2 separate regions of the Mus musculus genome follow, and region 1 is linked to region 2. Evidence: chromatin contacts called from ENCODE Hi-C or POLR2A ChIA-PET data. All regions are on one chromosome and are shown on one strand. Each heading gives the region's core, a stretch centred on a gene start or an enhancer-like site at or near the end of the contact. The rest is flanking DNA. Distances are from core to core; before and after follow the strand shown.

Region 1 (2,700 bases), core at 35-2,534, 34 kb after region 2:
CGACTCAGTTACCAAGATCAAGAAGTCTTTCCAGGTTAGAGCAGTGTCTGCTCTTCCAGAGGTTGGATTGGCAGCACCTACAGGGTTGTGTACCTTCCTCTGTAACTCCACTTTCAATACTGGGGACGCAAGGCTTGCACACAGTGCATTTGCAACCAGGCAGGCAAAACACTCATATATAAAACAACCCCCCCCCAAAAAAAAAGGGAAAATAAAAACTTAAGGTTACTCTTTTAAGAAGAGTTAGTTTCAGCCAAGTTCCAAGAAGAACTTAGAGGAATTTAGTCCTGGCCGCCAGTGGGCATTAGGCTCTAGACTCAGGCTGAGTTGAGACCCAGCACAGCCAAGTTCTGGAGATGAACGGGGTGTACGGTTTCTGCTTACTGCAGGATGTTCCTGTCCGTGCTTTGGTGTTGGAGAATTGAGGCAGGGTCCCCTGTCAGGCGGGTTCGGCCTCTGACCGTGGCAGTGTAGACACTGGTTCAAGCTGCCTCTGCTTTTCAGTGTTTCTGACATTTGCCTGCAGCATTTAGCATGATTTCATCTTTTTTTGGTTTCGTGAGCCGATAGTGTCCCTTCCGGTACAGATTCTTGTTTTGGTAGCCGTGGAAAATGCTTCCTCTTTGGGCTTAGGAAACAACTGTCAGTTTTCTAGACCTAGACAGGAACTTATCCAGTAGTCCCAGAGTGTCCGTGAAGACCTCCCTTAGTAGCAAAACTGGCGTGTTCCCACCAAAAGGCATCTACAAAGGACATCTTAATTCTACATATGCCTTTAAAAATTATTTATTTTTATTTATTTATATAAATTGCAGCATTATCTCTTGGGAAAGATTTACCTTAAATCTTAAAAAAAAAATCTACCCCTAAGTTTACAGCATTAGCACATATGTAGTGCCAGCCCTTGTGGTACTTAGTTTAGGAGGTGAATGGATCCGGTGGGTCAGACCTTCTGGACACTGCTACTCTGAGGGTGTAGCTTCCAAAGACAGACCCGACATATTCAGCAGACTGGAGATTCCTGGCTGCCAGCTCAGTTCTTTTATGAGGTGTCTAGAGTCAGCTCCCCAGAGAGGAGGAGGCTAAGATGAGGTCACCTGGTCCTGCAGGTCAGCAGGGGAGGTTCTGCCCTGGGGCTGTGTGCCCAGTCCTTGGATAATGCGGTATTTTCGCTTTAATGCATCTGAAATGTGGATTATACTATTAATTACTGCAGGACAAAACAGGATTAGTGCAGCTGCTCCGCTCTCCTCTCTGCACTTTTACACTTCCCCTTTGCTAGGGACCAGCCAAAAGGGCAGTTGGTTTTCCTGTGGTCTCTCTTTTGTCTTAGCCGCAGGGGGTGCTGAACCTCTGGGGCTCAGAAGACAGAGAATGTGAGCGAGGCCGCCAGGCTTGCAGGGGCCAGGGGTGGGGTGGTTTCCTTCCCTATAGCTGGGGCTTTTTTTTTTTTTTTTCTATGTTCTGAGGGTGTCTGGAGGGTGGCCTGGCCTCTGTAGGAAGAGTTGTTACAGTCTCTGAGCTGTCAGGTTTCTGCAGCTGGAGTCGTGGTGCCACAGAGTGTTGTTCTGTGTGTGGAAGCCCACAGGCATCCAGTGGGTTGAGACTTTCTTATGTAGTGAGAACTTAGAGAAAGGAGACTTGTGGGATGGCTCACGGGGGTAGGGGTGGGGTGAGGGGGGAGAGCTTGGTCCATCTCAATCCATACTCACACACACACACACACACACACACACACACACACCACACAGACACATATACAGAGACACAGACATACACACACAGACATACACAGATACACAGACAGACACACACAGATACACAGACAGACACAGATACACATCCAGACAGACACAGAGACAAATAGACACACACACAGATTCATATATACAGACACACAGAGAGACACAGAGCCACACAGACACACACACATATAGACACAGAGACAGACACACAGACACACACTTTCTTTTTATTTTTAAAAAGTGTAATGGGAAGGCCTTGACTTAGGCTGCTTGTCTCTAGCCAGTGTGTGAGGGTGGAGACTAGCGGCCTGCAATGAGGTAATGCCCTTTGTATTTTGAGAAGCTCTAAATCCCCAAGCTTGGCTACTTCTCCCTTATCTTTGCATAAAGCATTATAGATTTTAAGTAATATATGATTACATTTTCTATTTTTCCCATATTCAAGCTAGTGTGCTCATTTTTCATCCATATGGAATGAATTTTTTTTTTAAGTGGATGAGGCGTTAAATAACCACACCTCACTAACAGTGTTCCCAAGAGTGCATAACTTGGTAGTGTTTGCAGTTCTGTAGAATGTAATAATCTGTCGTGTGCAGGCGTGTGGATTTCTGTTTACTGGCATCCTTCATTAGAGGGTAACATAATATACAGAATTTCCCAGTTGCAGAAATTAGAAGTAGGAAGCAGCTTCCTTCAACAGAAACTGGAAAACTGATTTATGGACTTCACTTTTCTTCTCTCTCTCCAACTTGAGAAAGTGACAGAGTCCTCGAGAGGAAGGAAAGGAGTTGATGTGGCAGAAGACCTTTTATCACAGGTTAATTCAATTAATTTGGGATCGCCATTCACACGGAGCAATAATGGGGTCCGCAGCCGCAGAGATGCACAGCAGCACTTGAGAAGATAGGAGAGGGTGGGAAAAACTGAGACTGTCTTCTCCACTTCACCCTGTGAA
Region 2 (2,700 bases), core at 39-2,538:
GGCTCAAAAACCCATCCTCCCCCAACCCCCCCAGACCTGCTCTCCCCCTTCCCCAAGTTTGACTAAATTTGGCCTCTGCCCTCCTTTGTCCCTAATCAGACATGATTCCCCAGAGGCAGCTCTTTTCTCCCAAGGTCCTAGCTTGGGGTGGGGGAAGGGAGACGGCGATTGCAATCTTTTTTTTTTTTCTTGTGCTAAAATATAGACAGGGTAACAGACTGCGCCCAACAGGTTAGGTATTTACATCGATTTGAAACCGAATTCTATTGTACCAAAATGCTTCCTACATTGGGGCCCTGTAGTTTTCACCAAGCAAGCCTCCCCCTTTCCTCCCTGTTAGTGTGTGTTTAATGCAAATACGATTCCATACATTCTGCTCTTCGCCGGGTGAGCTTATTATATTTCTAACACTTGCATGGTTCATTATTGTGCAGTAGGAAAAGACTCGCGGCTGCCGGGGGCAGCCTGGGTGGCTGGTTTTCAGAAAGAGAAAAAGCAGGTGTCTTTCTATGCTGGGAATGAAGACTAGATTTAGGAGGAGGGTGGAATTCTGTCTGAGAGGACTGGAGCCTTCCGGTGAGATTTCAAGGGGGCCTGCCTTTGCATAACAGAACGCCAAAGGTGAACCTTGGGAGACCTAGAAGTGCCCAGCTGTCGCTGTGACCAGCCGAGGTAGCCCCGTTGGGTTTGATCCTGGTGGTAGAATCGTCTTGAGCCGGGCCACCTTTCTTGCCCTGTCTGAAATGCTCTGTGGCTCCTAAGGGCAGTCTCCTGATCCTGACAGCGGGTGGTTCCAGGCTGCTTGGCCTTTTCTAGTCGTTTCTTGCTCTCCTCTTCTCCCCCTCTCCTTAGAAACTGTCCTTAAACTCTCAATGGAGAGTGAGTGAGTAGGGGATGTTTTCGTAAGTTTCTGCAGCTGAAAAACAGAAGTGCTCTGTGAAGCAGTTAATAGGATGGGTGTGTGTTTCAAATAAATTCCTGTCCACATTGGCTAAAGTCCCCATGTTAGAGTGGCCTGGCTCTGACGTGGACAGGGCCCAGAGACTGATGGATCAGGGTTCGGAGGCCCCGACTGCTTGTTCTTCTCTTTTGGGGGAGAGACTGGGGGTGGCCGAAGGCGCGTCCGTTTCTTCCAGGCCGGCCTTTGACTTTTGATGAGCGGTGCGGTCAGTGCCTCGCGGGGACGCGGCTTTGTTCCTGCCGGGCCGGTTCCTGGGTTGGTGCAGGCCAGGGCAGCCAAGGCTCCTGTCCCCAGGCGAGTGCGGCCCAGGCCGCCTCCAAGGCTGGTGCTGGGAGCCCGGGCCCGGCAGCTCCGGCCCTGCTCCTGTGTGTTTGTGCGTCTATGTCCCCAGGTCCCCGCAGGCGCGCGGGCGCGGCCACCGCGAGCAGCCCGGCCTGCGCCCAGCGCGACTGTAGATGTCAGGCTTTGCCCGGGGAGCCGAGAGGCTGCGGGGCTGTGAGTTTCAAATTAACCTTCCGCTTTGTTGCTGTGTAATGTGGATCCCCGAAGGCCCCCCGCCCCGCCCGCCCCCCTTCCTCGGGCGGTGCGCGCTGCAAACTGCGAGTTGAGCTTCATTTACATAAAGCGATTCCGGGCGGGCGGGCGGGCGAGCGGGCGGCGCAGGAGGAGGAGAGAGGCGGGCAGGCCGGGACGGGGACCGGGACGCAGCGCCGCGCCCCGTGGGTGAATCCCCGCCGCGCCTGGGGGACCTCCCTCCCCGGGGCAGCCCGCAGATCGCCAGCCCCGGGCCGCCACCATGCGCGCCCCGCCCCTGCCGCCAGGCCCCTCGCTCCTAGCCTGCGCCACCGCCGAGCCCGGGGGGCAGCGGGAGGTGGGGAGAATGCCGCCTGGGGTGGGTAAGTTCGGGGCTCCGCTGCCACTGGAATCTCCCGTTGTCGCGCTGCCCGGCGTGGTGGCCCCCGGACCTCCGAGTGCCTCCTTCCTCCTGAGGTGTACGGAGGCTTTGTGTGCCAGGTGAGTGCAGCCTCCCTCCCCCGCCGCGCCGCTCGCAGCCGGCCTAGCGCTGGAGGCAGGTGCTGCGAGTGAGTCTTGGCTGAACTTCCCATTCTCTTGGGGCGTGTGGGGGAAGGGCAGGCTTGGATGCACTTGAACTCCTAGACTCCAGGAGGAACCTACCTGGGGAGAGAGTGGCTTAGAGTCTGCTGGGCACCAGAGTACGTTCTTCCTCCTATCTCCTCTTGCTTTTCCTTCCCGACCTCCTCCTCCTCCTCCTCCTCCTGCTTTTGGGTTAGTTCCTACCTTGTTAATACTTGGGGGTACTGGTGCCATTGAGAACTTTGGATTCTTTGGTCTAAAACACACCTTCAGCTGCCGGGGGGGGGGGCGGTTATGAAGGAAAGAGAGAGAGAGAGTGAGAGTGTGTTAGAAGTCGCTGGTCAGTTTGCAGCAATGTGAAGAATGTGCCTGTTTGGGGAGTAATTAAAGAGAGAATCAGGGCAGAGCTGGCGGGACCTATGGAGATCATCTTGGCCTGGCTGCTCTCTAATTTCGGTTTGTTCTTCTGCCAGAACCGGTACAGCATTTATTTTGGGGGGCGGGAAGTACGAAGGAAAGGTAAGATTTTTTTTTTAAACTCCATTTAAAGAGGAGAGATATCCAAGTTAGGGTAGCAACAAGAAAAATAACAACAAAAAAACCAAAAACAAAACCAAAACAAAATCCAACTCAAAGTCATTTTG

What was found. Hi-C counts contacts between places; a loop is a spot of excess contacts on that map. ChIA-PET counts read pairs that join two places held with the same protein, here RNA polymerase II (POLR2A).
Region 1: a map of gastrocnemius shows a loop between it and region 2 (3-fold over the local background). The contact joins the enhancer-like site here to the promoter of Zfhx3 in region 2. A Hi-C loop is called at or near these places in 6 of 37 maps with a recorded cell type or tissue (Patski, gastrocnemius, heart and 1 more). POLR2A ChIA-PET finds 5 or more read pairs at or near these places in 2 of 5 experiments (Patski and embryonic stem cell).

The regions. Positions count from the first base shown.
Region 1 is chr8:108,747,832-108,750,531 of GRCm38, forward strand. The region is part of intron 1 of Zfhx3 (zinc finger homeobox 3); the gene reads left to right. Among named protein-coding and RNA genes, the nearest start is that of Zfhx3, 35 kb to the left of the region's middle. Within about 2 kb of position 1,285, at least 1 of the 3 ENCODE cell types and tissues checked has a DNase peak (open chromatin) inside an H3K27ac peak, as active enhancers do; it is heart, where a contact is called at or near this core.
Region 2 is chr8:108,713,356-108,716,055 of GRCm38, forward strand. It overlaps Zfhx3 (zinc finger homeobox 3), which reads left to right and starts at 1,289. Exons shown (of 10, transcript NM_007496.2): 1 at 1,289-1,975.